2 separate regions of the Homo sapiens genome follow, and region 2 is linked to region 1. The links are chromatin loops, found by intact Hi-C in ENCODE. Cell type or tissue: PC-9. All regions are shown on one strand. Links, peaks and the distances in the headings refer to the core of each region. The heading gives the core; the rest is flanking DNA. Region 1 holds the start of LOC124907998 (a long non-coding RNA gene). Region 2 has its middle 35 kb from the start of AGAP1.

Region 1 (16,093 bases), core at 3,554-11,553:
CAACAGCAGTTTCTCCTTGGCACTGTTCTTCTCCCTACTTACATCGGCTCCTGGAGCTATGGAAAAGAAATTAGTTGACTAACCTACCACACAAATTTAGGTAGCTTATCTTTTCTTGAGAGAGAACAGAAAAATTTATTTGATCACATGACATTAATTCACAGTTCAGATTCCTGGAGTAGGGGTCTTTAGGGACACACCAGAGAGATAAATCTTTGCAGCAAGAGTTTATAATAAATACAAATGCTACTAGAAAATTGCAAGATATTTTGACCAAGCTCCTACTCTGAAAGAAAAGACTAGAAGTAAACAAACTTTTCAATCCTGGAGCAAGTGTGGGACAAGCAGGAGTCAAGGTGACAAGGCCTTGCCAAGGCTTCTGCAGGAAGAAATCTGTAGGTACCTGGAAACCCTGCAGAACTCTTCTGACAATTTCCTTCTTTATAGGACCTTCACATTGAAATGTGGATGTATAGTCCTTGTTTTGCCAGAACAGACAAGAAAATAGTGCAAGGCTGGTCAGAGTTGACTTCACTGCCTTGTGGACAAAGGAAATCATGCAACACGGACTCAACTCAAAAAGCCTCGGAGAATTCTAGAATCCTTTGACAGAATGGAAACCTCAACTAGCAAAGTGAGCTAATGGAAGCACTGATTCTATTGCTAACAGATAATTTTAAACCAGTGATTTTCAGCTCATTGGCCTCAAAATCAAATACTGACACCAAATAACAGAGACGATTTCACAATTCTGATTTCTTATTCAAGAACAATAGCAGCAGTCTTCTCGTTGAAAGCAGGATAGGTGCCTAGTACTGCCTCCTTAAGAGATGGAGGTGGGGAGGGGCATAGGTTTTTGTTTGGCTTTGCTTCGTTATCATTGTGTGTGTGTATGTTTGTGTGTGTGTGTGTGTGTGTGTGTGTGTGTGTGTGTGTGTGTTTTAAAAGAAGCTTATTTCTAACCAAGCAAGCACACAGGTGGACTCTAGAAAGCCCACAACATAGTCTTTCACTTTATGCCCTACCTACTTTTACCCAACTTATACACCACCCACAGTTGGGTGGGGTTTTCCTAACACATCTTGCCCCTATTACCCAATGGGCAATAGGTCTTTGATGGGCAATAGATCTGAATCTTTGATGCAGGCTTTCTGGAGAGCCATCTTAGACTAAAGAAGTAAAGATAGTCTTTTCATTGGACCATCCCTCCTCCTGTCATATCTTCCACACAGAGCTCTATATCCTCATCTTAGCACACTTCCTCCTAAAGGTTGTTCTGTCCCTTCCTTTTCCTTGAGGTAACGACAAATCACAACCTGCTAAAGTTATTAAAACTACAGGATCTCCTTTGAGAGCTGATGACAGCTTGTCCTGCCAAGCATCAGTTAAATGCTTAAGCAACATCTCTGTAAAGTAGCTTGCAATTCTTTTGGGAGCATTTTGGATACAGAGAGTGTGGACAACTTAGCCCTGATATTTTTTGGGAAGTGGACAACTTGCAGAATAAGGTGCCTAAAATTTGACCTGGATTCTTTCTTCCATTTGCATCCATCCATATGAATTTCCTAGGAAGGTAGGACTTAAAGGTGATTCATCATTCTAATTACCATGTGGCCCCAGTGGGTTATGAACCACTAAACTAAAGTCTTTATAAAGCACATGTTCTTCTCTATCTTTCTACTCAGGGACAATGCATCTTGGGATTCACTTTGACAAAGCAGAGTGAACATGTCCAGGACTCCAGAACACTTAATTGATTTTTGAGTGTCAAACCAACCTTGCATACCTGAGATACGTCACACTTGGTCATGGTGTATCATCCTTTTTATACATTGCTAGGTTTGGTTTGCTAGCATTTTGTTGAAGGATTTTACATTTATATTAATAAGAAACATTGGTCTGTAGTTTTCTCTTCTTGTGATATCTTTGTATGGTTTTGGTACCAGATTGAGGTGGGATCTACTTCCAGCCTTGCTCCCCAAAACTGATTTTAAATTCAGTATCTAAAATACATTCTAAATGTAAATCAAGTCGATCATGTTCTGACCCTACCTCCAATGGCTTCCCATTGCATGCACCATGCAGAGCACTCACCAAGGTCTCCAGTGCCTACCTCTTGACCTTCACGTCTTGATATCTCTCTCTTGCTCCTTTGACTGTAGCACACTGGTCTTTTTGAGGTTCTGTCAATCTGTCATGCTACTTTTCTCCTTAGGGCCTCTATGCTTCCAGTTTCCCTTGTCTGGAATGCCATGAATGGCCCCTTCTGATCATGCAGGCCTGTAGGCAAACATCAGTTACTTAAAGGCCTTCTGCAAAGACCGCACCTAAAATAACCTCTATTCCATGGTCACTCTTTGCCCATTACCCTGCTTAATTTGTTTCAGCACTTATATTCTGATATCACATTATTTGTTCACTTATGTATGGCTTGCCTCCCCGACTACAATGTAAATTCCATGAAAGTGTGGATTTTGTCCTATTCCGTAATGGATCACCAGTACCTAAGACTGTGAGGGATGCTTGGTAAATGCTCATAAATGTTTCTTGAATGAATGAAGTGCACAAAGATTTCTGTACAAGGATATTCATCAAAGCATTATTTATAATAGTAACATATTTACAACTACATAAATGTCCAACAGTAGAGGAATTGCCAAATAAGTTCAAATATCCATAGAATGGAACAAGATGTAGTCATTTAAAATAATGTTTTACATTTTCTAATGACATGAAAAATTTGTATAATATAATATTGTGTGAAAAATATGTTACATCTCTACATAATTTGAGCCTAATTATGTTTTATAATTATGTGTATAAAATAAAAGACGAGCATCAAAATCTTAACAGTGACGGTCTTGGGTAGAGAGTTATGGGTGATTTCAATGTTTCCTTTATACTTTTTTGTATGTTCTAAATTTTCCCTGACATGCACACATTATTTTATGATAAAATTCTTTTAAAATTATTATTGCTCTATAACTTACATATAGCCAGTAGATATATAGTACCTGCATATCATTTTAGAGCATATAAATTTTCAAGCAAGAAGATAAACTCTCTCCTAAGCTGAAGTATTCCTTCTAGTAATCTTTCAAGTAGAACTTTCTACAGTGGTTCTGATTATATAATGGATTGATGGTTTTCTTGTGCTTCTTTTTGCCTGAAGAGACCAGGGACGAGGTTTGGTTTGCTCTCTTTGTAATGCCAACTGATCCCTGATGCCCATGATCCACTTAGCCCTACAGATTGTCACTCCCTGATGGGAGACCACATCCCCTGCGTCTTTCTCCATCCTGTGGAATCTACCATGCATCTCGCCCCGGCTCCATGTTGATGACACTGATCACACAAAGCACAGCCCTCCTTTCACTGGCCTGTGCTCCGTGGCTTCTACCCACTCACAGTAGGACTGACAGGCAGCCTTCCCCTCAGATCTCACGGCTTCAGGAACTCCCAACAGGCAAGGTCTTCTGTAGGATGCTAGGAGTCATGCTAATGACCCCATATGCTCTTAGAGAAAAGAGGGAGCTTCCTCAATGTACGGCTGGTGAGAAGAGAAGGCCCTGCCTGTATACACAGTCTTTCCTCCTCCCTTCCCTTCTCTGGTGTGGATGATGGATCTTTCCAATTCCAGACTAGCTCTTCCTTCCCATGTGCCTGGTGCCATTGGCTGCAGTGGAGTCAGCTCCCCACCAGTTGGCAAGGCTGACTGGGCCTCGCTTCATGAAGGACCTCATCTCTAGAGAAAGAACTATGCTCTGTCCTGCCAAAAGGTGCCAGCCTGCTCTATGGGATGGCTCCAACATCCCAAGGAAACCCCTGTGGGGTGGGGAATATCAGCCTGTCTGCACTATTCTGAAGGCACAGAAATATTCCAAGACTTGGGCTGAACCTGAGTTTCCCAATCCAGGTTGTGGATGTAAATAGAAGCTGAAGCGGCCAAGAAAATCTCACAGGCAAGGCTCGATCGCTCACTCACCGGCCCAGAATGTGTCCTGGCATAACCATTGCCAGGCCCCTGGAATCCTGAAGAGTTTAAAGAATTCCAGGAGGCAGCCACATAACAGAGATGCAGAATAAACTCCAAATCAGCCACCTCCGAAGGGATGAGGGTGCTGCTTCCAAGGCCCTCAACCCCAGCTCCCAGAAGGATAGGGGGTTTTTATGTTTTCTTCTCAGACTCCTTCCTTAAATTGTCTGTAAAACTAAAGCAGCCGAGACATTTTCTCTTAAATGAGTTAAATGGGCCAACATTAATAATAATCACTAATATTCGTTCAGCACCTTTTTCTACTAGGCATTGTGATAAGCTCTTTCTACATCCCCCTGTAGCTCAGTTAGAGCCAAAGTCTTCCATAGAACCTAAGAGCCCATGAGACGGTCCCTACCCCTCTGCCTCCTGACCTCCTCCCCAGTCCTTGTCGTCCTCGGTCCTCAGACACACAGATCAGCTCCTCCTTCAGGGCCTTAGCACTTGGGCTGGCCTCTGCCTGAACAGCTCCTCCCAAATTCTCAATCCACACAGCTCCCTCTCACCACCTCCGGGCCTCCCCATGGACACCTACTCCTTAGAGGAGTGTTTCTTGGCCTTGGGCATAAAATCGTCCCGCCAACCCTGTTGTTTTGTGGGGTATTGATCATCTTCTGACACCTATTGATGTGTGCCCTGGAAAGGTGAGGGTTTGTCTTTTTTATGCCAAGTTTCTATATTTAAAACCGTGGCTGTCCAAAGAGGATATACAGAAGGCCAATAAGCACATGAAAAGATGCTCAGTGCCACTCATCATCAGAGAAATGCAAATCAAAACCTCAATGAGACACTACCCCACCCACTAGGATGGCTATAATAAAACAAAACAAAAACCTGAAAATAACAAGTGTTGGCAAAGATGTGGATAAATTTGAATCTTTGTGCACTCTTGGTGGGACAGTACAATGTGCCACCACCATGGAAAATAATATGGAGGTTCCTAAAAAATTCAGCATGGATCCACCAAATGCAGCAATCCCACTTCTGGGTATACGTCTGAAAGCATTGGAAGCAGAGTCTGAGAGAGATGTTTGTACACCTATGTTCACAGCAGCATTATTTATAATAGTCAGACTTTAGCAGCAGTCCAAGGGCCCATCAGCAGATGAATGGCTGAGCAAGATGTCTTAAGTACACACAACGGAATACTCTGCAGCCTAAAAAGGAGGGAAATCTTGTGACATGCTGCCACATGGATAGACCTTGAGGACACTAAGCTGAGTGAAATGAGCCAGCCACAAAAAGACACACACTGTATGATTCCACTTACATGCGCTATCTAAAGTAGCCAAGGCAGGGCGCATGGCGCCTGCCTGTTATCCCAGCACTTTGGGAGGCCGAGACAGGAGGATTGCTTAAGCCCAGGAGTCTGAGACCAGCTTGAGCAACAAAGTGAGATCCCTGCCTCTATAAAAAATGGAAAAAAAAAATATTAGCCAGGCATGGTGGCATGTGCCTGTAGTCCCAGCTACTCAGGAAGTTGAGCTAGGAGGATCACTTGAGCCTGGGCAGTAGAGGCCACAGTGAGCTATGATCGCATCGCTGCGCTCCAGTTGGGGAAACAGAGTGAGACTCTGTCTCAGAAAACCCCCAAAACAATACATAAATAAATAAAGTAGTAGTAGTCAAGTATATAGATACGGAAAGCAGAAAGGTGGTTGTCAGGGGCTGTGGGGAAAGGAGAAAAGGAAATTGTCGCTCAGTGGGTATAAAGTTTCCTTTTTGCAGGATGAAAATTTTCTGGAGATGTGCTGGGGTGCACTTGGTACCTGGATCCTGGATCATGGTGGATGAGAAGTGTCCTCCAAGTCACCTTCCTACTGCAATGTGGTGCTTCTGGTCTGGAAGAGAGATGACCCTGAGTCCCTCCCTATGTCCACGCCTAGGCCCCCTCCAGGGGTGGAGAGTGACAACAGAACAAAGTCCTCTCCCACTGAGGCACACCACTCCTGTTCCAGGGAAGGGAATATAGGGCTTCAGGGCAGGGAAGGGAAATGGACAGGGCCGAGGATACCAAGGGGCAGTGAGCTGGGAGCCCGGAACCCATCCCTCATGAGAAGAGAAATGGTGACACCGGAAGCGAGCAGGCCCAGGACCCTGAACCGCACTCCATTGTCCCATCAGACTTTACTCACAAAACACTAATTCAGAGAGAAAATGATCTAGAAGTTTAAGACAGTGATCCCAGAGTGTCAAACGGCAAGCAGGGGCTCTTCTGGGTGGGACCCTGAGCAATGACCCCAGTCTCATATCTATGAAGCCAGCCCTGTGTGGGGGATGCTAAGAATCTCTGAAGGGTATTTGCTGGACATTAAGACTTTTCTGACCACCCCAGACCTGGCTAGAATCCTAGCCAGGGCAGGAACCTGGTCATTTGTGTCACAGAGCCCCAGTAATTCTCATGACTGGACAACTTTGGGAAGCACAGCCCACATGCCTGCTTCCTTGCCGAGGGAGTGGCAGGAAATACCGCCTGTGCCTAGGCAATCATTCTGTTATGTTTGTGACCCTGACCCTTACAGTCTGATTAGACCAGAGACAGGTACATGGTTCAAGAACAGATAACCTATAGGCTGGCTGACACCCTATTATGTAGCTTCACACAAAAAAGCTCTGCCAAACAGAAGCAGTGGCGATTGTTCACTCCAATTAGAGTGGTTTTTATCAAGATTGCAAACTGAAACTGGGAGCAGATGGAGAAGGACAGACAGACACACACACACACACATACACACACAGACACACACAGAGAGAGAGAGAGGAATTAGCTGAGTCATGTTGATGATAGAGCAACAGGGTCAGGATGAGTAGACATCCCCTCGTGAGAAGACATTCTCCAGACCTCTTGGCTGGTAGTTCAGCCATTGGGCTCCTAGGACCCTAGGACCATTGCTCAGAGCCTAACGTGATTTGTTCTCTTGGCAAAATGGCCTGATGTCAAGGCCATGCCATCCTTATTTTCAAGAGTTTTCTTGCCTCTTGTGATATAACCTGAGTGATTTTATTCTTGCAACAAGAAAGGATCATTTTCATTTGTCAGATGAGAAAACTGAGGTTCAGGTTGCTTAGGTAACAGGCATGACGTCATGAAGATACGCTGATGCCAAAGGTCAGTGTGGGCTGCCTCCTGAAAGATGGCAATACTTAGAATGTTGATCACTGGTGGGGGAGGAGGGGTGCAAAATGAGAGGCAGAGCAGAAAAGAGGTCCCTGAATGTCACTGGTGCTCCTACCTGAGGCCAGAAGCAGATCAATACCCTAGCTTCACCTGCATCCGGGTCAGATTGGCACAGGCGACAGGGCTCCTTCTTCTCTGACACTGTTTGCTGGCTGCAAGCCTCATCTCAGCCTCCTGGGGTGCTGTACGGATGTTATAATAGCCTGAGGCAATGACAGCTGCAGTCCTGGTGAAATAGCTGAGAAGGAATTTGCTTGTTCCTTTCTGGTGATCAAAAGAGAGAGAAGGCAGTCCCCCAGGCTGAGACAGTGGGTGGGGACCCACGTTGTGGCACCTCCCAAACAGGCCGAAGGGGAGAGAGCCAGCATTTTCTATGGGGCAAAGTCTTGTACACCCTTTCCTTGCTGCTCCAACTTTAATCGCCTTTATGGTTAATGCACACAGATGCCCAGGATCTTTGCAGAATTATTCATTCTCTGCAACTTTCCTCCTGGGGGTTGGCAGGAACTGCTTGGTTTGATTTTTATAACATTCTTAACTGTAAATGCTGTGGCCCAGGCTTCAGCAATGGAGTGGGAAGCTTGGGAAGTGATTGGTGAAATTTCTGACATAGAGCCCAGTGGGCTTGTCTTAAGACAGGATTCCTGTCAATTTCTTTGAATATCCATTCAGGGAGAGTCAACTCAGATGGAGGAGAAACACTCCTCCTGTTCCCATCTGTCATTTTTGCAAGATGTTTGTTTGTCCTAACTAATGGCTCACCTCGGGCCATCAGACATTTGTTTTTAATTTTCCTCCTTGGATTGAACCTGTTTTAGAAAACAGATTGTATGGAATATTCCAGAAGTTCACTTTTGTTCCAATAAACCAAAATATTCAGTCTATAAGGGATAACGTTTAAAAGATTCAATGCCCTTGGGAAAAAAAGTTGCTGAGTCAGAACTTGCAGTCTTTAAAATTTGTCTTAGGCTGCCTTTGCAGACTGAGTGACAGCATTTTCCTTGTCATAAGTCTCAGATTTCTAGGACAGAGGTAAAGGGATATGACTAAGAAAGGAGACTGCTCATCACTTTTTAATTCACAAGAATGAGCACAGAGTTTCCATTTCCGCTGGCTAAATTGAGTATGTCACTGGGGAGCATATCATGACTTGGTTGCATGGGGCTGCAAGAAGTAGCTTAATTCGGCCTCACCCACCAAGGCAGAAGGCCTGTCCTGCTCACTGCCTCAATTCCACTGAGTAGAGGACCTCCTTCAGCTGCTCAAGGGCCCAGCAGGTTGGAGGTTCCCCAGAAGTCCCCGCTGTTCCTCCAAGTGTGAGGCACAAGTTCCAAGTGAAAGACAGACAGAGGGTTTGTAAGCAGTGGGCCCCTGTGCTGTGATGGGCATGACTATCTGGGAAATAGAGCTTCCCTGTCCACACTTGCCAACCAGTCTCCTCTTGGCTGTAGTATTAAGGACAGCAAATGATCGTTGTTCAGCCAAAAGTTCTAATAGCCTGGAAGGTAGGGTACACTGACTTCCCAAGTCCCTGGCCAAGTCCTTTCTCAGCAATTTAAACCCAAATTTAAAACCAGGCCAAAATTTTGATCACTCAGCCGAACTGTACCTGATGTCTGTAGACTTTTTGAAGGTCTACTTCAACCAGTTTGTTGCAATAGTGGTGAAGTCTAAAATGCAATTGAGGGCCTTTCATGCATCATTGTCCTGGTGTAAATGTTAATAGCACTCACAAACTGTCCCACTTTTGATGACAAATTAAGTGGCTCCTCCAAGAGATGAAAGAGGATAGAAACCATAGGGTTTCTAAACCACCTTGCATGAAGGAAAAGACACTCCTTCACATAATCACCTCACCATTGCCACCATCACCATCATCACCACTACCATGACCATGACCACCATCACCATCATGATCAGCACAACCATCACCATCATCACCATTCACCATCATCACCATCACCACCATCATCACCACCACCATTACCATCAACTCACCATCGTCTTCACCATTATCATCATCACCATGGTCACTAACCCTCCTTACATTCAATGCAGTTTAGAAGGTGTTATCTGGTATTCTGACCTGATTTTATCTTTACAACATGCTGTAGGCAAGACAGCAGGGACAATTATGCCATTTGACAGGAGGGAAGGCTAAAACTCAGAGAGACGAAGCTACTTCCCTGCTCAATCTAGACCTCAAAGAGGTTTTCCCAGGGTGTGGCTCTTGCCCTCATGCTAGAAAGTGTTTGTCAGGCTAACAGTGAGGAGAGAGAGAGACAGCACGCGTGTGTGTGGCCTGTGTGCTCAAGCAGGTGTTTGAGGAGGAGAAACACATTCCAAGCAAAGGGAAGAGGTTGGCAACATAAGCCAATACTGTGCACTTTCAGATAACTGCTGTTTCTGCCTGGCCACTCCTTCTGAAGTCCTCTCGGGTCATGTGGCATCCTCTTCAAGCCCTGTCATGGTCTCTGTTCCCAGAGAAGGCAGAGTAGACTCTGCTTAGCATGGCCCCAGCGGCCCTTCCCCATCTGGCCCTGCTGCCTTCCTGGCCCCATTCAGTCTTCCCCAACCCCCTTCTTTAAAGCCTCTGTAACGCCTCTCACTGCTCCTTGAGCTGCTCTTAAACCCACAAGGGCTGTTTTCCTGCACATTATGCCTCAGCTCTTGCCTCCTCCTAAATGCCTTGCAAATCCCTTCCTGCTTGTCTGCCACCTCCTCCATGAGGCTTTGCTGTCAAGTCCTCCTCGGTGCCCTGCTGCACCCTGAGAATGCTTCCATTCTGACTGTGCTTGTCCTTTGTGTGCTGCAGCAGGGCTGTCAGCCTGAGCTGTCCCCTCAGCTGACTGTTTTCCAGGACCTGACATGAAGGAGCAGTCTTGGGAAAGGGCGGGGCTGTCTCTGCCTCGGGTGCTAAGGGCCACCCTGGGATAAGGCTCATGCTGTTTCCTCTGCTGGGGATGAGCCTAACCTCCACTGACAGGGAAAATGGGTGGACTTCCTATAGCTGCCTTTGGGTGGAGGAGAGGCCAAAGAGCCTATAGGAAGAGAATTTCCTTTAAGGGGAAAGGAGCCAGGCAGGATGACCTGGACCCACTGACAGCATTTTGGTTGTCAATAGGAAGGAGAGATTCTGAAAACAGCATCCTGGAAGTTAACTGAGCCCTCAAGGGCTCCTCCTGAACCAGTATCCTGGAGGAAGAGGACCACATGTGCAACCGAGTGAGCGGTGTGGTTGGATTAGTCTGCTGAGGCTGCCACAGAGTACTGCAAACTGGGTGACTTGAACAACATCCATTCATTATCTCGCAGTTCTGGAGACTCAAGTCCAACTTTAAGGTGTCTCCAGGGTTGGTTCCTTCTGAGGCTGTGAGGGAGGGTCTGTTCCAGGGCTTTCCTTGGCATGTGACAACTGTCTTCTCCCTGGGTCTCTTTACATCCGCTTTCTTCTATCCCGGTGTGTCTCTGTATCCAAATTTCTAGACACAGAGACAGATGGGGATAGGACCCTAGTCATATTGGATTTGGGCCCACCCTACTCTGGGATGACTTCTTCCTAGCTGAGATGATTGTAACTGCAATGACCCTCTAACGAAATACGGTCACATTCTGAGGTCCTGGGGGCTAGGACTGCCACATATGAATTTTAAGGCAGCATAATTCAGCCCATAACAATCACTGAACTCTGTGACATACTGGGACCCCAACAGCGCTTCTCCAATGCGGTGTACTATGATGGGGTGTATACAGGCACCACCACATCCGGCTAACACACCACTCCAGGCCATCAGGCAGCCCAGGCACAAGTAGCCTCCAGGAGAAAGCCGCTGAATCACGAGGACTGGCAAGGCCCCTGCTGTGCCCTGCAAAATGGCTCTTACTGGCCCTGAGCCATAGCAGGGACCTTGGTGCCAGGAACACAAGCCTAGCAGAGTGACAACAGGACCACACCTGCCCCATCCCTTAGCTTGGAAGTGGATGTGTTAGGAACCTCACGTGGACTCCCAGAGATTCTTGGCAGGGGGAGAGATCTTTGCAGAGGCAGAAAGGAGCCAGCATCAGGGCTATTTACAACATGCCTCCCTCTCCTACGGATTTGCAGGATGATAAAGGGGTGGTTTCTATCTTAATTCATCTTCATAACCCTAGAAACCAGCACAGCATCAATGCTTAATATATTTGTGGAGAATAAATGGGTAAATGAGATAGACAAGGCATTTTGGATCTCTGAAGGAAAATCAATGCATCAGTGAATCATTCCATTGGGCAGTGCAGGGCCCCATGGAAGATCACCCAGAAACAGGCAACACATGGCCCATTAACTCTGTCGTTTACTCAGTAAACAAGTTATTGAGTGCCTTCTCTGTGTTGGGCTCCTTTACCTGCCAGGGGTTACAAAGACGGCCTAGTCCAGACACTCGGATTAGCAATCCTGAAGAACAGATAAAACCGGAACAGAGGCCGGGCACAGTGGCTCATGCCTGTAATCCCAGCACTTTGGGAGGCCGAGACAGGAGGATCACTTGAGGTCAGGTGTTCGAGACCAGCCTGGCCCACATGGCGAAACCCCATCTTTACTAAAAATACAAAAATTAGCTGGGTGTGGTGGCACATGCCTGTAATCCCAGCTTCTTAGGAGGCTGAGGCAGGAGAATCGCTTGAACCCAGGAGGCAGAGATTCCAGTGAACCGAGATTGCACCACTGCACGCCAGCCTGGGTGACAGAGCAAGACTCTGTCTCAAAAAACAAACAAACAAACAAAAAAGAACACAACTGGAACAGAGTCCAGTGGCACGCTGAACTGTGTGGTCCTGATGGCCAGGCTGCAAACAGAGCATAGAAAAGAAATTGAGGCAGGTGGGAGAAACTGGTACGGGCTTCAGTTCTGGTTCTGCACTGTCCAGGGAGAGGGTGCAGGGTTAGAGCAAAGAAAATGGTTGGAAGTCACACAAGTTGCCAGATGTGGGGAGGAGGTCAAAGAGCGAGGCTTTATTTATTTATTTATTTTGAGATGGAGTTTCACTCTTGTCGCCCAGGCTGGAGTACGGTGGAGTACTCGGCTCACTGCAATCTCCACCTCCCAGGTTCAAGTGATTCTCTGGCCTCAGCCTCCTGAGTAGCTGAGACTACAGGAGCTACCATGCCGGGGTAATTTTTGTATTTTTAGTAGAGACGGGGTTTCACCATGTTGGTCAGGCTGGTCTCAAACTCCTGACCTCAGGTGATCTGCCTGCCTCGACCTCCCAAAGTGTTGAGATTATAGGCATGAGCCACCACGCCCAGCCAAAGAGTGAGGCTCTGTTTTTAATTTTCCCCAGAACAAGTGTTGGGATATCATGGGAAGTGAGGTGAGGTCAGTTTGTGGGATCTAAGCCTATTGGTCAGGGGTTGGGAAACTTCTCCTGTAAAGGACCCAATAGTAAGTCTCTCCAGCTGTGTGGCTGCCTATGGTGTCTGTTGCAGCTACTCAGCTCTGTTGTTGGAGCGTGCAAGCAGCCAAGAGACAAGTAAAGGCATGAGTGTGGCTGTATTCCAATCGAACTTTAGTTATGGACATTGCAGTTCACATTTTGTATAATTCTCACATAACACAAAATATTCTTCTTCCTTTTTTCCCCAATCATTAAAAAAATGTAAAGATCATTCTTTACTTGTGGGCCACATGAAAATAGGTGGCTACAGTGTGCTGGCCTCGGGTGTCCCTGGTGTTCCTCACAGGGTGATGTTAAGATGCAGGTTCAGACTCCGAGGGTCTGGGGTGGGGCCTGAGATTGCATGTCTGACAAGCTCTTGGTGCTGGCGTGGTGGATCCACAGACCACACTAGAACCACTGGTGTGGAGTCGGGAAAGCACAGCAGGAGCATTTGAGCAAGAGACCCTGGGTCACCTGGTCAGTCACCACGTCTACAGCGGGCAGGGTGCCAAGCATCGGGTGCTGACAGGGTAGCAAGGAGCAGCCCACAGTGGGAGTGGTGGAAAGAAGGTCTCTCCGCAGGTAGACACTGTGCCAGCACATCCTGCCCAGCCGCCATGCTCGGGGGAGTGGCCCCCATACAGGCCTTGAGAGCAACCTGGAACATTCCAAAACAAGCTTGAAAACTAATATTTCCAGGCAGGCATTGCCAAGTGCATTGACACTTGCCAATAACCCCAAAGCGGGATCTTTCCCTGATTTGCACGTGTTGCTTTAGCATGGGTGAAGTTGGGGCCAAGTATCCAAAGATGCATTCCCTCTTCATGGCAAATGTGGGTGAACATGTGCCGCATGTCACCAGGCACCGCCGTCCCTGCTCTGTGTGCAGGAGTGGAGAGCCTTGGGCAGCAGCAGCCAGCCATGCCATGGAAAGAAGGCTCCTACAAGGCCAGGGAGGCAACAGAGCTGAAGCCCACGGTGGGAGCCACCTCTCAGGTTTGACTCTTTCCTGGGGCCCCTGAAATGTGGCAGATGACGAGCCAGGCCTTAAGGCCAGCCTGCAGGCCTCTCCTGTGTGCACACTATGTTCTCATGCCTGTATACATGTTTTTGAGAGAAAGCCTAAAACATGCTGTCTTAACAACAGCCAATATAGATCACTTGACTTAATGTACTTCATATGGATTTAGTAATAATGAAAGCATGTGATAAAGCAGATCCCTGAAATAGGATGGCAAGCAGCATGCTGCTATGTGCAAAGCATGCCCAAGTAATGCTTTTTGCATTTGTTAAATAAGATGAATAACAAATGTTTCTTGTAGAAGAATAAAAATACAGCTAGACAAAAAGAGGTGTCAGGTCCCCAACATTGGGGAGCTCACCCTGGATGCCTGCTCTCAGGGGCTTGCTGGGCTGCTCCTGGGCCCCGTCTTGCTGGGAGGAGCCCATGTGTGGTGCCCCTCCTGAGAAACCCCTCCTGTCTCTCATGGATCCACTGCCCATCGCTCCTGTATGGCATTCATTTGATCAACTCACTGCACCCCCGGATGGCTGAACAGTCTGGACCTTTGCTTTGAGCAGACCATGTCTCTTGTCTTTTTGTAACTTCTTCTGATCTCTCAGGAGTACAGTTTCTTTGGTGCCCCCCCACCTTCCCCCTTGAGAACCATCCAGGAAATACCAACCTCTCTGGGCGCTTCCATCATCTCCCATATTCGAGGCTGGGGATCGTGGCCAACCTCCCTGATCTGGCCCACCCTGCTGCACTGGACCCTGCCCAAGGCCATGCTGGAGTGAGGGTGCCTGGTTTCGACAGCACTGGTTGGTGTCCGGTCTGGCAACTTCCTGCTCTCTCATTTGCATGCTGTCTAGCAATTGGAGATGCATTTGGACAAGAAGCTACCCTTTCAAACATGAGTACCCTGGTTGAGTTACTCCTCTAGGCTCTTGTGAGTTACTTTTTTCAAATATCCAAAGATCAGTGGGGCTCAGGGAACCAGCTCTGATGGAGGCAGGAAGGAAGAGCTGTGTGGAATGGACATTTTTGGAAAGTCAGAGGGCAATTCCAGGACCTTGGCACCTCGGAAGATGGGAGAGAAAGGAGAAAGGAAAGGGAGAGCAGAGATGGGCAGGGGCTGAGGTTCCTCCTCCACTGGGTCACTCTGCTGAAGGCTGCGGTGTCTGCAGGGCACTGGAATTCATGTCCAAGCCTTCCCAACTGGCCTGGCTTGCAGTTCCTTAGCTGGTCAATGCTTAAATCAAATTCCCAAGACTGTGGCGTGGAGCATCAAAACACTTAGCTTTCCATTCTCCCATTTTCTCTCGCATTTCCACATCTTGAGGTAGAATCTCTCTCCTTTCCGTAAAGAGGTGTAGAGAGAAAGTGGAAGAAGCAGAAGAGAGAACGTGGAGAGACCAGTGCCGGAGTCTCCAGCCTGTGCCTCCACGCCCCCTCCCTGCCTTCCTCTCCCCTTGTTAAGGGTTCAATACCTGAGGGCTTCTGTTCGTGGTGTTCCCTTGTCCGTGGAAAATCCACCTGTGGGTGAATGCAGGGTCTCCTAGGCTCCCCTCTTTATGAGGATTTGTGCAGATATGGTTGAATTTACTAACAAAGAACATCTTAATTAAGATAATGAGCATCTGGAGGGGAAAAACCTCATTCTGGAGTAGTGTCTGGATTTTGGGCTCAGACGCAACACAGGGTTGTCTCTCATGCAGTGCAAAGTGCTTTTGGTATCTGTCTCTGTCTCTGTCTCTGTCTCCACCCCTGCCCCCCGCCACCAGCACCCCCGCCATCATCTTTCCCTCTGCACTCCAGCCTGGGCAACAATGAGACTCCATCTGAAGAAACAAAAGGAAAAAGAAAGTAGTGGACATGTCCTCCAGCTGGGAGCATCGGGCCTCACCAGCCATGAGCAGCCCCTGTATTTCCCCAGCCCCAGACCTGCCTGGGGACCTGGCCCTGTGAGTGTTAAGGAGGCACGCTGGACCTTCTAACATGTGCTCAGCCACTGTTTCAGGCTGTGGCTTCATATCACAGTCACAATCTCGAAGCCTCCCCTACACTTGTTAAGCTCGTGATGGTAACCTTTGCATCATCCAGCATATATCTTTATTTTGTGACTCATTCCAAGTTTGACCTTTTTTTCTGACATCATTGGGAATCTGTACTACTTCTCCCCGCTGTCCATCACTGTCGCTAGAGAGGATGCCGGGATCTCAACATCAAGGGAAGAATGCTGGGACAAGCAGTCCCAATTTCTTAACCAAACGATGGTGACATCACCCCTTATTAAAACACTCCTCCAATGACTCGAGTAGGGGAACACTGGAAATGACACAGACTCTTCCCTGGTGGGCCAGGCTCCTCCAATCCCAGAAGGAGCAGCCCCATCATTTTGGGGCAGGAGAATAGGGTCTGGAGGCAGGAAACCTAAGGCCTATTCATGCTGAGTGGAAAT
Region 2 (16,093 bases), core at 4,022-12,021, 290 kb before region 1:
CATTTTCTCAATTCTGAGGTTAAACATCCTTTAATGTATTTGTTGGCCATTTATATCTTTTTGGTTCAGTGAAATGCCCTGTTCTTGACACATTTTTTTCCTCTTGGGTTTTTGTCCTTCTATATTATTTTATTAAGGAAATTAGCTCTTTTTCTGCTTGTAGATTATAAATCTGGTTTTTTTGTTTGTTTGTTTTACCATTTGAAGCCTGTTTATTAGATTATTTTTCACAAAGAGGAAATTTTAAATTTTTATTTAGCAATTTGAACAATTGTTCTCTGTTTTTTAAGTTCTTGCATTGGTTTTTAGGTTTTGCATTGATTTATCTCCATTCCAAGATTTAAAAATCCATGTTTTGTTTTCTTCTAGTGCTTTAATAAGATATATTTTTAGGCCAGGCACGGTGGCTCACGCCTGTAATTCCAGCACTTTGGGAGGCCAAGGCTGGTGAATCATGAGGTCAGGAGTTTGAGACCAGCCTGGCCAACATGGTGAAACACTGTCTCTACTAAAAATACAAAAATTAGCTGGGCGTGGTGGCGCGTGCCTGTAGTCCCAGCTACTCGGGAGGCTGAGGCAGGAGAATCACTTGAACCCAGGAGGCAGAAGTTGTAGGGAGCTGAGATCACGCCACTGCACTCCAGCCTGGTGACAGAGCGAGACTCTGTCTCAGTAATAATAATAATAATAATAATAATAATAATAATAATAATGTTCACTTTTACATTTAAATCTTTGAACAGTCCAAAGCAGCTTCATTCAGTAGAACCTCCTGTGTTGATGGAAATGTTCTGTGTTGTCCAATATGGCAGCCACCAGCCCCATGTGGCTCTTGAGCACTTGAATTGTGACTAATGCAACTGAATATGAGTTTTTACCATTATTTAATTTAAATTAATTTAACTGTAAAGAGCTCCAGGCGACTGGTGGCTACATTATTACAACTAGAGTTTATTCTGGTTTTAAGATTGCAGGAAGAGCCAGGCGCGGTGGCTCATGCTGTTAATCCCAGTACTTTGGAAGGCTGAGGTGGGTGGATCCCTTGAGCTCAGGAGTTCGAGACCAGTTTGGGCAATGGTGAAACTCTGTCTCTACAAAAAAATACAAAATGAGCCAGGCATGGTGGTGTGCACCTATAATCCCAGCTACTCAGGAGGCTAAGATGGGAGAATTGCTTGAACCCAGGAGGCGGAGGTTGCAGTGAGCTGAGATCTCACTACTGCACTCCAGCCTGTGCAACAGAGACCCTGTCTCAAAAACTAAATAAATTAAAAAATAAAAATAAAAAAATTGCAGTAGGGGCGGGGCACGATATCTCATGCCTGTAATCCCAGCACTTTGGGAGGCTGAGGTGGGTGGTTCACTTGAGGTCAAGAGTTTGCGGCCAGCCTGGCCAACATGGTAAAACCTTGTCTCTACTAAAAATACAAAAATTAGCCGGGCATGGTGGTGCATGCTTGTAATCCCAGCTACTTGGGAGGCTGAGGCAGGAGAATCATTTGAACTGGGAGGCAGAGGTTGCAGTGAACCGAGATGGAGCCACTGAACTCCAGCCTGGGAGACAGAGTGAGACTCTGTCTCAAAATGATAATAATAATAATAATAATAATAATAATAATAATTGCAATATGGATCACTTCCCCACCCCTACTCGCTGATACCAGTTGTCCCAATGTCATGCACAGAACCTTGCTTTTGCCCTAGATGTGAAGTGTCCCCATTGCCATATGCTCAATTTCCATGTATATTTGAGTCTATTTCTGGATACTCTGCTTACTTTCATTGATTTTAGGGAAACTTTATATCTTTATGAGAGCTTTCAGAGAGCTTCTCTACCTTACAGTATCTCAGAGCCTTAGGATTGCTTAACAGAAACATCTATTGGCTAACCTTAGCATAGAAGATGGCAATTTATTCTTTGTTAGTTCCCATTCTATTTTTTGACCATAATATTTAACCTGAACTAACAATGATGGCAAAGAACATAGAAAAACAGCCGAAGGGTTGACACGTGGAATTTTTAAAGAACTAAACACACACACACACACACACACACACACACACACACACACACAGATTTTTCCAAAGTTTTCATTCTCCTGGAGCCAGCTCCAGGTAAATGGGGCTGGGGGCAAGGTCAGTTTCAGCACCTTCATGTATGCATCTCTGGGCCCTCCCATCCCAAACAGCAGATATTCCTCACTCATCCAGAGCCTCCCAAATCTGTCCTCCCCTCCTCTCTCAGGAAAGGACTGAGCCAATGTCCTCTCACAGGAAAGCCCAAGGGGTCCTTCCCAGAGGGATGTGCATTTCAAAGGGGAGAAGATCCCTGGCTTTATAAGAATAATGACAAATTACTGGGGAATTTCTGGTACAACCATTGAGAAGAGACTAATAGTTGGGGGTGTTAAGTCACCTTCTTGTCTGCTAAGAAACTTGATTTCTTAGATTTGTAAGATTTGTTGGCTGGGTATGGGGGCTCACGTCTGTAATCCCAGCACTTTGGGAAGCTGAGGTGGGTGGATCACCCGAGGTCAGGAGTTCGAGACCAGCCTGGCCAACATGGTGAAACACTATCTGTACTAGAAATGCAAAAATTAGCTGGGTGTGGTGGCGTGTGCCTGTAATCCCAGCTACTTGGGAGGCTGAGGCAAGAGAATCACTTGAACCTGGGAGCGGAGGTTGCAGTGAGCCGAGATGGTGCCACTACACTCCAGCCTGGGCAACAGAGTGAGCCTTGTCTCAAAAAAGAAAAAAAAAAGATTTGTCAAGTGGGTAAACGCCAAGGGGGAGCCATAAGGAACAGTCTTGACTCCCAGCTGTCTTTCTTCTTTACTTTTCCAATCTTGATCCACTGCTTCTCCCTTTCCTGTCCTAGATGACTCCTTGGGGCGGAGCCACAGCTTTCCGGCCATCTCAGCTGCCACAGCCTCATTTAGGTGATGCCAATTCCCTTCCCAAGATTAAATGATTGAGGCCAGCCTAATACCCACACTTCCACCTTGTAACTGGGGTGTGCCTAGCTCTGCCAGCCAAACCCCACCGTGGGAGAGAGGGTACCTCTTCTCTTCCTTCTCCCATCCTTTCCTGTCTGTGTCTTCTGGGGCCAGGGCAGGCAGGGAAGGGCTTAGCAGAAAGGAGCAAAACTCCTTTGACTTTGAGTGTGTTCTTTGTAGTTCTCTCTTGGCTCCCAAAGCTCTTGGCCATGGCACGCGTCCAAGTGCTGGCTCTTTTGTCACACTCAAGATATCAGCTCTTAGGAGGGCCTATGCTCTAACTAACTGCAGCTCTGTTCAACTCCTGCCCCAGGGTCCAGCCCATGGCTTCTTACAGCTGAGGACCCTATGCCCTTGAAGGCTGCCTTTGTGGGTGGGTTCCCATAATGTCAACTCTAGTCAGCCTATCTTCTCAGCATCCACTTGCCACTCCCCTCCCGAAGAAAAAACTCATGCATTCATACCAGACCCAATGTTGGGGGTCCGTGCAACTGTACAGCAGCCCACTCCCTCAGCCCTGCCATCTACCACAGGTGCCCCAGCCAGCTCCCACTGTCAGAGCCCTCCGCTGGGGAGCAGGATCCAGTTTTCCCAAGCCCTCCCACCTATGCTTCACCCCAGTGCATCAGAATGGCCTGCACTTCTGCAGCTCAGCCACTGTTCAGGTGGAGTGAAGCACAGGCACCAGCAGCCTCTACAGAGTGTTCTCTTGGAGGCATCTGGGGTTCAAGGTGGGAGTAGTGGGAAAACACTTCAGCACCCTCCCCCACCTCAGTTGGACTCTTCTCCATTTCTTCCTCAATTCCTACCAGCAATCTCCAGTAAACTCCAGTCTTTCTCAAGATAGCTTGCTGGTGGGAGTGGATTTGAGTACTGCAGAACCTACCTGGTCAACTCAGGATAAATTCCACGGGGATGTGTCTTTTTTTCTTTCTTTCTTTCTTTTTTGAGATGGAGTTTCGCTCTTGTTGCCCATGCTGGAGTGCAGTGGCTCAGCTCACTGCAACCTCCATCTCCTGGGTTCAAGTGATTCTTCTGCCTCAACCTCCCAAGTAGCTGGGATTACAGGCGTGCACCACCATGCCCAGGTACTTTTGTATTTTTAGTAGAGCTGGGGTTTCACCATGTTGGTCAGGCTGGTCTCGAACTCCTGACCTCAAGTGATCCACCCGCCTCAGCCTCCCAAAATGCTGGGATTACAGGCTCGAACCACTGCGCCTGGGCAGGATGTGTCTTGAAGCTCGACTTTAGAACCTAAAGTTATTTTAGAACAAAATGCTAGAACAATAGTTAGCAAAATAAAAAGAGAAACGTTTTTAAGTTGACAGGTATTCAGATTCATTTTGAAGTTCTTTCTTTGCATTTGCACTGCTACTGGGAAGGTTTTTTCTCCTCTTTGGCAAAAGTAGGCTTCACGTTATCCATTCCAGCTCGCTGTGTACAGCAAGCATGTGACAGGCATCCTACCTGGCTGCGGCTGCAGCTGTAGCTGAGCACAGCCAACCCGTGGAATCCAGGTATGAGCAGCAGAGGCGGCCCCACGATGCTTGGCAGAGCTATAAGTTCTCCCCATGGGAATAAGTAGAAATTGTGCTGAGTTCAGATAAGAGGTATCTAATTAATAAGAAATTTAAAGAAGACCCAGTTTGTTCCCCACAGTGAGTAGTCTCCTTATACAAATGCCATAGACTGGTGGATTCAGGGAACCTCATGGCCACAATGGGCTTAATTGTCCTTTATGGAAGCACAGCTGAGCACAGTTGGGAATCAGAAACGGGGCTTTGGGAAATAGATATCGGCCAGTTAGTTCCACATTCATTTTCAATTGCTTGTGAACTGAAATATTTTCCTCACAAACAAAACACAAAAGGTAATTTTCCTCTGCTGATGTTGAATTTTGAAAATCAGGCTGGATCCTAGCACTTTGGGAGGCCATGGCAGGATGGTTGCTTGAGCCCAGGAATTTGAGACCAGCCTGAGCAACATAGCAAGATCTTGTCTCTACAACAAAAATTGTAATTAGCTGGATGCGGTGGCGTGCAACTATGGGCCCAGCTACTTGGGAGGCTGAGGTGAGAGGATTGCTTCAGCCCAGAGGGTCGAGGCTGCAGTGAGCCATAATTGCACCACTGCACTCCAGCCTGGGCAACAGAGCGAGACCCCGTCTCAAAAAAACAACAAAACAAAAACAAACAAACAAAACGACAAAAGAAAATCATGCTGAAGACCTTTTGGTTTTGCATTTACATCCTAGAACTATAAATCGGTAGCCAGAGCTGTCCTGAGCACCTTGTCAATGCTGAACGCATGAGCAGGGGCCTGTCCATATCCACTTCTCTAAGTCCATGAGCTTCCTCATTTTCTCTCAAGGGGAGCCATTGTTTTGTTCAACCCACATCCGTTGAGCAGCATTGATAACCGGCTCCTCAATGAGTAGAGGCAGGGGAGGGAAGAGTCAGGATGTGTGTTCTAATCCTGGTGCTGGGTCTGACTCTGAACCTTTTCATATGAGTCTCCTCGGGCTGTTCTCACAAAGCCCCGCAAACTGGGTGGCTTAAAATAACAGAAATTCACTCTCTTGCAGTCATGGAGGCCAGAAGTCCAACAGCATAGGTGGCAGCAGGGTGGGTTCCTTCCTGGGGGCCCGGGGGTTGAATCTGTCCCATGCTTCTCTCCTGGCTTTGCTGGGAGTCTTTGGTGTTCCCTTGGTTCGTGGACACATGGCTCCAGTCTCTGCCCCTGTAAACGCACAGCATTCTCCCTATGTCTGTCTCTGTGTCTTTTCTTTTTATAAGGACATCAGTCGTATTGCATTAAGGGCCCACCCTACACCAGTAACACCTCATCTTAACTTCACATCTTAATGACGTCTACAAAGACTCTATTTCCAAATCAAGTGTATGCACAGGATTAGGACTTCAACCTATCATTTTGGGGGACACAATTCAACACCTTCCAACCTGGCTTCTGCTATTGGGATATTTACTGTGAGAGTCACGAGGAAGAACTTTGGAGTCCTGGTGACATCTAGCTAGCCCACACTACCTCTTCCCCAGTGCCTTGAAGAGCAGCCCTTGGCTACTGACGGCAGACCAACGATTATAATTCGTGTTCTTCATTTGGTCACACAAAACCCAAACTAATGCACAAAAATTGAATGTAGTGGGTCACAGTTAGTAATTGAGCTAGTACAATCTTTGAAAAATCTCTTCTCCACAAATCTCAAATTCTTCCTAACCATTTGGTCTAACTGCATTTTGATACTTGTTCTCTTGCTCTACTTATTTCCCTCTGAGATCGCAAATGAATCGCCTCGTGAAAGCACACACTTGTCGCATTTCTTCTGAATTCTGATCCCTTTAATTCTGGTCCTTTGTCACTGACACCCATCCTGTTTCCTGTGCTAACAGACCAACAGCTTTGCTCTTATCTTCACCCCCTGGCAGCATGACTCTGAGCTGTGTCCCTAGATAGCATGTAATTCCCACCAGTGTTTATGGAATATTCCATCTAGCGCATCTCCTCCGCTGACTCATCATGTTCAGTTTGAGAACTTCAAACTGGCCAGTGTTGGTGGACGGGGCAAGTGTGACCCAAGAGCCACCCACAGGCAAGTAGCCCCCGCTCCAGGCTCACCTCTTCTTCCCTTTTGCATAACTCCATTCCAATCCTCCATCTGTCAGTCTCTTCCACTCAGCTCTCCCAATAGCTGGGCTGTTTAGTTGACATCAACTCCCAACAGCTGGGCTGTGTGGTTGTCCTGATGTTGACATCCTTGGGCTGTTTGTAAAGGAGAAGCCTCTAGCATTCTTACTGCATTTTTGTTTTTGTTTTTGTTGTTGTTTTCTTTTAAGATACGGTCTCGCTCTGTTGCCCAGGCTGGAGTGCAGTGGCTCCATCATAGTTCGCTGCAGCCTTGGACTCCTGAGTGCAAGTGATCCTCCCATCTTAGCCCCCTGAGTAGGTGGGACTACAAGCACACACCATCATGTCCAGCTAATTTTTTTATTTTTATTTTTTTGTAGAGACAGAATCGCGCTATGTTGCCCAGGCTGTTCTCTAACTCTTAGGCTCCAGCAATCTGCCTGCCTTGACCACCCAAAGTTCTGGGATTACAAGCATGAGCCACGGTGCCTGGCCCTGCTTAGAGCTGAGGTCCTGCAGCCCGTGCTCAGGTGCTGTGAGAGGAAGGGGCAGGGTCTCAGCATCTTGAAAGCAAACATTCACTAACCTCTCCATCTTTAGTAGGAGGCTCTGCTCTCAGGGGAGCCTGGTGTGGCCAGCCCAGAGGGTGTTTGCTTTCCTCTCTCCCAAGGGTCCAGTCCCAGGCTTTGCTGGGTGGGAAGAGGCATTTTCTCAACTGAGTGTTGCTTAAATGAACTCTCATCCCATTCTCCTTGGTTCAGTTCTATGCCCGCTGCCCCAACTCACCCTACTTCTGGAGGTACCTAGACCTTTCGGTGATTCCACACCTTGGATCTCAGCCTTCTCGTAGCCTGCACAAAGTTCCCAAGCTCTGCTGGGTCTTTATCACTCACTGGACTGCTTTCCAACTTCCAAGTCTTGTGGCTGTTGTTTATTCTTCCATTTTTCTCATTTATATGCCTTAAACAACACTTTTGTATTTGTATTATATGGCTCTATTGTAATACATTTAATTAATCAACTATTGTTTTGGATATTTAAATTGTTTCCATTTTTGTTATATTACAGTGAAGCTGAATTGAACAGCCCTGTACATATTTGTTCCTATAGCTGTTGACTATTTCTTAGAATAAATTATTGAAAGAGAAATTGCTGGAAACACAAACATACACAATATTTACTATATATTATATATATCAAAAGATTTATGAGTATATACATATTCATATCATATATATAATATATATTCTAGATATATATGATAATATTGTTTAAAAAATGATTTTGGTGCTATCCAGTGCAGGTATGCTTTTCTTTCATTAACTTTAGTGGTTGGGGTCTGACTCCTTGGGCTCAAATCTCAGCTCTTCCACTCACAGTTGGTGTGATATCATTTAGCCTCTCTGTGTGTTAGTGTGCTCTTCTGTGAAATGGCTGTGATAGATTGCCTGCCTTTCACACAGTAGTGAAGATTCAGTACAGCCATCACCGTAACGACCCTGGCACTGAGCCCAGCACAGAGCCAGCCCTTAGGAAGGTTCTGAAACGCTGGCCTTCAGGGTCAGGAAACAGCATTCCTCTTCCCACCTGACTTCTTTCTTTTTCCTTTTTTTTTTGAGACAGGATCTTGCTCTGTCACCCAGGCTGGAATGCAGTGGCGCAATCACTGCAGCCTTGATCTCCTAGGCTCAAGCAATTCTCCTACCTCAGCCTCCTGAGTAGCTGGGACCAGCGGTGCATACCGCCAACCCTGGCTAATTAAAAAAAAAATTTTTTTTATAGAGACGGAGATCTTGCTATGTTGCCCAGGCCAGTCTTGAACTCCTGGGCCCAAACAATCCTCCCGCCTCGGACTCCCAAAGTGCTGGGATTATAGATGTGAGCCACTGCATCTGATCCCCACCTGACTTCTGAACAATGCTAAACTAAATAAAAATATCAGTGGACAGAGACCTCAATGTCACCTTTATTACTGACAAGGCCAGATTCAAGGAACAGCCTGCTAGCTCCCTGCCTGTAGTGTAGAATTGGCACAGGTCTTGGAGGGAGATTTGAGTCTGTGCCCAGCTAGACACTATACCCCATCCCTCCCTTGGGCTGGTCTGCATAGAGACAGAGGGGAAAGACAGACTCTTGGGGCTTAGACTGTCGATAGGTTACCTTCTTGCAGCAGAGCAGTGAGAGCTGGAGCTGTTGCCCACGGAGAGCTTGCTCTGCTACCGTGGAGTGGGGGCAGGAGACCTGGAGTACTCTGGGAAAGTCCTTCTTCAAGAAAACCAGAGGGGCAGCTTCTCTAATCCCAGCTTTCTGTCCTCTTTACTCCCTGCGCTTCCCGTTCAAGACAGTGGTCGACCAAGGGCCAGCCTCACCTCCCAGAGCAAGCAAAGCAGCAGTTTGTCTGAGCAGGGCTGTGCCCACCTTTCTGTGATGCTATCTGACACCAGGCGCTGGGCTTTCAGAGATTCTCTTAGGCGCTTAGAGAAGTACAGAGTTTGCTCCTAAAGAGCTCTGAAATCAGTCAGAATACCACGTGAGTTAAATCAACTCAAGGTCACTTTTCCCCAAGGCCAAACACTCACTCTCTTTTATTTCTCATCTCAAATTATATCTAACCATGTTGTTTGACATTTCTTATCAGAGGTTCTGCAGTGTGATCAAATGACATCCTAAAGATATCCCCAAAATTCAGAAGCTCTAACAAGTTGTCTCATATTTGAATATAAGCCCTCTCTTCATTAAGAAATTCCTGGGGATAAATTAAAACCAGAAGATTAAGTTTCCTTGCAACTTGAAGTTCAAAGAAGTGAAAGTCCAAGGGAATCAAAGTTGGAATTAAATTTTTTTGCCCTTGCGAGTTAAAAGTCAAAGAAATAAAAGACCAAACATCAAGCTCCCCAGTTTCTAATTTGTCTCGGGCTCAGACATAGATGTTCTTGACAGATGTGCAGGTAGCCCCGGGGCGCTTCCTGCAGTTGGATTCTCCTCTGTTGGAGATGGCAGGGTTTCCAACTTTGGCCACAAAGGACAGTTACCTGGTGTCTTAGTTGCCTAGGACTGCCATAACAAGAGAACACAAACTGGATGGCTTAAAATGACTAAAATTAGCCTGGGCAACATAGTGTGACCCCATTTCTACAAAAAATAGAAAAAATTAGCCGAGTGTGGTCGTGCACATCTGTAGTCCCAGCTACTTGGGAGGTGGAGGCAGGAGGATCATGAGCCCAGGAGTTCCAGATTGCACCACTGCACTCCAATCCGGGCAACAGAGCAAGACCCTGTTTCAAAACAAAACGAAACACAAGCCAACAAAAGACAACAGAAATGTATTCTCTCATAACTCTGGAGGCTAAAAGTTCAAAATCCAGGTGTCATCAGGATTGGTTCCTTCTGGAAGCTCTAAGAAAGAAACCGTCCCATGCCTCTCTCCAGCTTCTACACCTTGCTGTGCCTTGGCTTGTGGACCCTCCACTCCAGTCTCTGCCTCTGTCTTCATGTCACCTTCTCTGTGATTCTGTGTGTCCTTTTTCTGTCTCTTATAAGGACACTCATAGGATTTAGGGCCCACCCAAATTCCACATGCTCTCTGTATTAGTCTGTTCTCGCTGCTGCTAAAGACATACCCGAGACTGGGTGATTTGTAAAGAAAAACAGTTTTCATGGACTCACAGTTCCACGTGGCTGGGTAGGCCTCGCAATCATTGTGGAAGGCGAGGGAAGAATAAAGGCACGTCTTACATGGGGGAGGCAAAGAGACAATGAGAGCCAAGCGAAAGGGGGTTCCCCTCATAAAACCATCAGATCTCATGAGACTTATTCACTCCCATGAGAACAGGGTGGGAGAAACCACCTCCATGATTCAATGATCTCCCACTGGGTCCCTCCCACCACACATGGGAATTATGGGAGCTACAATTCAAGATGAGATTTGGGTGGGGACACAGCCAAACCATATCGCTTTCACTTTGATCCTTAATTAATTCCATCTGCAAATATACCCCATTTCTAAAGAAGGTCACATTTTGAGCTTCTGGGTAGACACAAATTTTTGTGCTACTGCACTTGGGGAGAGTCAGTGACTCCTGGCACCCAGGCCGTATCCCACCCCTGTGGATTCAGAATCTCTAGGGTGAGGCCCCAGCAACAGGACTTTTCAAGCCTCCTTGGGCGATTCCAAAGTGCAGCCATGGCTGAGAAGCTGATCCAGGCCTCGGGAAGTTGAGTGGGTCTCTTGCATGTACCCCTTTTAAAGCAGTCAAGAGTGAAAAGGATGGGAACAACAGAATACCCTGGGCACACCCTCTGCCTTAAGGAAGCAGGCTTGTACCAGCCTTGCAGCCACCTGGGGGTGGGGTCTGAATGAGGGAATGAGGTGGAGAGAATCTTGCTTTCACCTCCAAGGATGCCCACCAGTCCAAGGCAGTTGACTGCCACTTTTGTAGTATATTTTATTTCAGCTGGAGTTTTTACAACTTAGATGAACTTTAGCTTTATTGAGGGCAGACTTTAAACACTCTTTACGCCGAATTCTGTTAGCTTGGGTTAATTGTATGGCCGTGGTGGCTGGCAAGAAATTAAGCAACCCTAAATATTAGTATAGCCTAGTTAAACTTTGGTTTATTACTAAAGACTTATCACTGCTGTTTCACGTGGGGGTGTGGTTGAGCAAAGTGTTTTGAGCCGCTTTCGGACTGGTGGGCATCCTTGACCTCTGAATGAAATGCAAGTGGAAGAACCTGCATCAACGCATTGTGATGATGCTGTGTTTGCTTCATCTCAGGGAGAATCCATCTGCTCATCAGAGACTTCGCTGCCTTCTGGCAAAGCTTACGCATTTGCTGTGGGTACATACCCCATTCCCAGGTCTTACTTGAGATAATGCTTTTCCCCTTTCTGCATAAGGAGACCTCTGATTTGGCCTTTGCCTTTTCAGCCCAACCTCTGGGCTGCTCCACTGGGCTTTATGGGGCCTGGCCTTAAAGTGTTTGGCTGGTGTGGGTTTCCCACTGCTGCCCTTGTCTGATGGTGGTGGTGGGGGCCCTTGAGTTTCTAGTAGTTTAAGTTATTTCCTAAATTAAGCATGTAATTTTTCTTAATTTTGTATTTCTTCTTAATTGTTCTTAATATTTTTTCTTAATTTCTTTCTAATTAAGCATGTAGGGTGAGCCTTGTTTGCCTGGTCTGAGTGCCTTGCCTCCTATTTCCTTGTGGCTTTGGTTTTTCTAACTGACTCCTCCATACTCTGCCTTGTGAGGCTGCCATAGTGAGAAAAATGAAATCAAAATGTTCTAGGTCTGTCGCAACCACCCATTGTTCAAAAAGTTCTCCTCTGCTGACGACTAACTCCCTCCTGAGTGGGACAATTCTACCTGGGTGATATTCTCCCATAAGATGAGTATTTTGGCTGGGCTTGGACTTGATTTGTTACTGCCCTCCTTGGCTCAGGACATCTTGGCTGAATCTCCTCTTAGAGTTCTTATTCCTGGAGCTTGTTCTCATAGGGTACAGAAGTACCCATGTCATGCTGACTGTGACACCTTAAAATCCACCTAAAGATGCTGCTTTCAGTGTTTTGCTCTCATCTTGGTGGCCTTCTCTCAAATCTGTTCAGATTTCCTGTGCCCACTTAGAATAGCTGTTCAACCATTAATGGTGTTTTTCCAGCTACACTTGCCATAGACTCTGATGCTCCAAGTGGTTCTCCTGGAAAGGTGGTCCTTCCAACATAGCCCTGAGAGTGCAGAGCTGCTAGATTTCATCAGACACCATTGATGCTTCTGATCTGTTAACAATGAAGATCATGTTGTCAACAGCACCCTCCCCCTTTCCCCTGTAAGAGCAGTTAGGTGTGCCCTTTCCTATTGATATTTGTCTTTCCTAGACCATAGATTTCATTTTCCCCCTGCAATACTGTTGTGGATGTCTGCTAGATTACACTCTTTCTCCTATATTATAAGGAAATTTCTTTCTCCAGTGGAAACCTCCTGGTTGGCCCTATTTTTATTTTTCCAAGGCTGCTGTTCTGACTTTCAGCCTTAAGCTTTTTTTCTTAAATGTCACTCTGATTTCTTCTTGATTTTTGAGCAAATATGATTTCTAAAGACAACATGTAACGGGCACAGGCCTTTCTAGCTTTTGGGTTGGCAATAACTTACTGACTTGTTTCTCTGTCTTAATCTAAAATGGCAGCTTATGTACACACACACACACACACACACACACACACACACACACTTGCATATATATGTGATGGTAGCATAAATATATATTATTTTACAACAGAGACCTGTGGGGTTTTTTTAATTTGTGTATTGCCAGAAATCCATCACTTCCTGAGAGTGAGTCAGTTTGGGTCTCTGAAGGTGAAAGCCAAGATCAGAACTTTTGCAATGAACAGATCCAGAGCTGACTTGAGACCCTAGTGGGGAACCACATAATTCAGCTGAGTCCCTCCAGCTTTCTCCTTGGCTATACATGGAGAATAGAATTGGGTATCCAATCTATTGCTGCCCATCTCCCTCATGCTAAAGCTTCAGTGAATGTGGAACCCAGCTGCCTCATAGTTTAAAAGCAGAATATATTCTGTCAAAGGAGGTCTCCTTTAGCCTTAGCCTCACCTGCAATACCAGCATGCATATTCCGATGTGTCTGCACAGTGTGGTTCAAGGTCAATGCACAACAGCCGGCACATCAAGGCCACCCACGCAGCTCATGTCTGGCTAATGCACTTGCTTGGTCCCTGTGGCGCATGCCTGTGCTAAGGCCCCGGGGTCTGTGCAGCTTCCCTGCAGCTTGTACCACCTGTTCAGGTTTGCATAGGCTGTCCTAGCTTGGGAGCATTTGCTAAGGTGTGGGTAGCTTGCACTTGGTCAAGGTCAGGACCTACTGCCCTTCCTGTTTAACAACAAAACTACCCAAACCTGCAGCAACTCACCAAGGTCAAACCTCATTTGGACTGTTTTAAATCTGCTTGTCCAGAAGCTACGAGAAGTTATTAGAAACTGTTGATATCCAAAATCTGCAAGGTCTGTTCTCACTAAAACCTCAATTGACCTGTGTCTTTTGTAATCCATAAAGGACTCCTATACCAGATCATGGTTTAGACATATGGCAGCACCAGGCTTAGAAGTACCCTATTGGCTCACCGTAAGTAAAGACAAAAGATGGCAGCCTGGAATGCTTGGGGCTGGAAGCTGTAGATGGAAATTCAGCTCTTTGCTGGCAGGAGTGGGGACGGGCCTGAGCTATGCATGCTCCGTCTCTTTCCCTGACTTCCCAATCAGGTCACTGACCCCAGCCTTCTAGGGAAAAGTAAGAGGTAGGACAAGGACTTGGAGTATTTAGGGAAAGCTTCTCTCATGGAAACCAGTGTAGCAATGGAGAAGCAATGGAAATGCAGTTATCACTATTTAGGAGGAGTTGAATGCCTTTTAGACACTTAGCACTATTTTGAGGTTGTCATGGCCACATCTTATGTTAGCTTTCAAATGGTAAGCTTCACATGAGCATCTAAACTCTGGGGTTTCCAGTGTCCCTTATTGAAGTGTTAACTTAAATTATACACAAATCTTTCACCCGAAATGCAGTTAATTGCTGTGGATTGGTAGAGCTCCAATGTCCACAGAAAATGTAATTTTGGAAATAAAATTCACTGTGATATAAGTATCTTAATTTATTTGACTCTTTGCCAGTTATAAGGTTTAGAGAATTGGCAATTATATTAGGATCATTTTCATTCTATTTCGTGTCCTTGGCTCTATGATGGCAACAAAGGGAAAAGGTTGCATATTTGTTTCCAGTTGAGGCTGAGCCCCTACATCTCTTCTAAGCTGCATCACTAGAGAAGGAGCTCAAGTGAAGTGTACCCTTGATGGATGTTCGTGAGTCCTCTCTGGCTACAAAATGGACTGTGGGTTTCTGGAGGATTGGTTTTGCTGCCATTTCCATGACACTGGTAGCCTCCCCGATATACTTACCTAGAGCAGGATAAATGGCCCCTGTGGTGTTGAATTGGAATCAGAGGTATCAGCATAAACTCATCATTTTATAGAGCAAGCATGACAGGTGATAGATGGTATAGTTGTATGTGTACACATGGGTTATTAACACATACATATCTTTCCCAGCTTTGTCTGCTGAGAAAGTCTAGAAGCAATGACATCCCACTAACAATGAGTAAACCTAGTGCCTGTAGCTTGGTCTTTAAACACCATCCCCAATAAAAGGAGGCAAGGGAAGTGGTGCCAGGGCAGGGAAAATACAAGATGAGCCTAGAACATCTTGTGATGCCAGGAAGTAAGGGAGTGCTCAAGAAAAGATGGAGTTTGTTAAAAGATTGCAGGAATCAACCCAAAGGACCTGTTAGTGGTCCAAGCTGAAACATTTGAGCAAGAAAATAAATGATGATAGTACTGAATTTTAATGTAAAGAATAAAATAAGTGTGGGCATGGTGGCTCAAGCTTGTAATCCTAGCACTTTGGGAGGCCGAGATGGGCAGATCATGAGGTCAGGAGTTTGAGACCAGCCTGGCCAACATGGTGAAATCTTGTCTCTACTAAAAATACAAAAATTAGCTGAGCATGGTGGTGTGTGCCTGTAATTCCAGCTACTGGGGAGGCTGAGGCAGGAGAATGGCTTGAACCCAGGAGGCGGAGGTTGCAGTGAGTCAAGATTGTGCTACTGCACTCCAGCCTGGGAGACAGAGCAAGACTCCGTCTCAAAAAAACGAAAACAAAAAAACCCAAAAACCAAAACCAAAAAACTAAAAATTAGCTGGGTGTGGTGGCATGCACCTGTAGTCCCAACTACTGGGGAGGCTAAGGCAGGATAATCGCTTGAACCTGGGAGGCGGAGGTTGCAGTGAGCCGAGATAGCACCACTGCACTCCAGCCTGGGCAGCAGATTGAGACTCCATCGCAAAAAAAAAAAAAAAAAAAAAAATAGAAAGCCATCATGAGTTTGTAATGGTGTAAATGAACAATTGCATAAGTAGGTGAGTAAATGAGGGAGCAATAGAATTTCAATTACTAAAGAGAAATAGAATGAAGTAGAGGAGAGCATTAAGCAAACACCTCAGTAATAATTGCTGCAGATAAGAGCCCCACTGATAATAAAATTAGTAGTTTTAGAAACCGCTAAACTAAACCTAGAAACTACTAAGTAGTTTAACTAAAAACTAAATAGTTTTAAATTAAAATTAGAAAGTTACAGGAGAAATAGGGTTTGTATAGTCTCAAAGTATCTCCCCCAAGATACTAATCAACTACCAAGAAGAGAAAGATAGTAACTTACAATGGAGAAGGCTGGCAGAGACCAACTTAACCACACGATCAAGGTAAATGTGCACATATTGGCATCAGGAACTCCTTGATAAGATGCACGGAAAGGATGTAATGTCATTTTTTTGCCACATTATTGCTAAAAATGTACAACTTTGCACCAATCATGAGGAAAC

What was found. Peaks named below come from ENCODE experiments on the same cell type or tissue, not always from the same donor. Only the 100,000 strongest peaks of a DNase experiment are listed, where the experiment ranks them.
Region 2: a loop joins it to region 1, with 2.2 times the contacts of the local background. A loop is called at or near these places in 1 of 110 quality-filtered maps.

The regions. Positions count from the first base shown.
Region 1 is chr2:235,162,376-235,178,468 of GRCh38, reverse strand. It overlaps LOC124907998 (a long non-coding RNA gene), which reads right to left and starts at 572. Exons shown (of 2, transcript XR_007088133.1): 1 at 404-572; 2 at 1-56. RefSeq lists a silencer at 6,786-6,972. In PC-9, for the core only: a CTCF peak has its summit at 7,386; DNase peaks (open chromatin) are centred at 6,518, 6,878, 7,418 and 8,248; H3K4me3 peaks cover 649 bases; H3K27ac peaks cover 3,321 bases.
Region 2 is chr2:235,451,222-235,467,314 of GRCh38, reverse strand. No RefSeq gene overlaps it. Among named protein-coding and RNA genes, the nearest start is that of AGAP1, 35 kb to the left of the region's middle. RefSeq lists a silencer at 6,562-6,758 and a cis regulatory region at 6,057-6,881. In PC-9, for the core only: no CTCF peak of the experiment used is centred there; a DNase peak (open chromatin) is centred at 8,234; H3K27ac peaks cover 1,197 bases.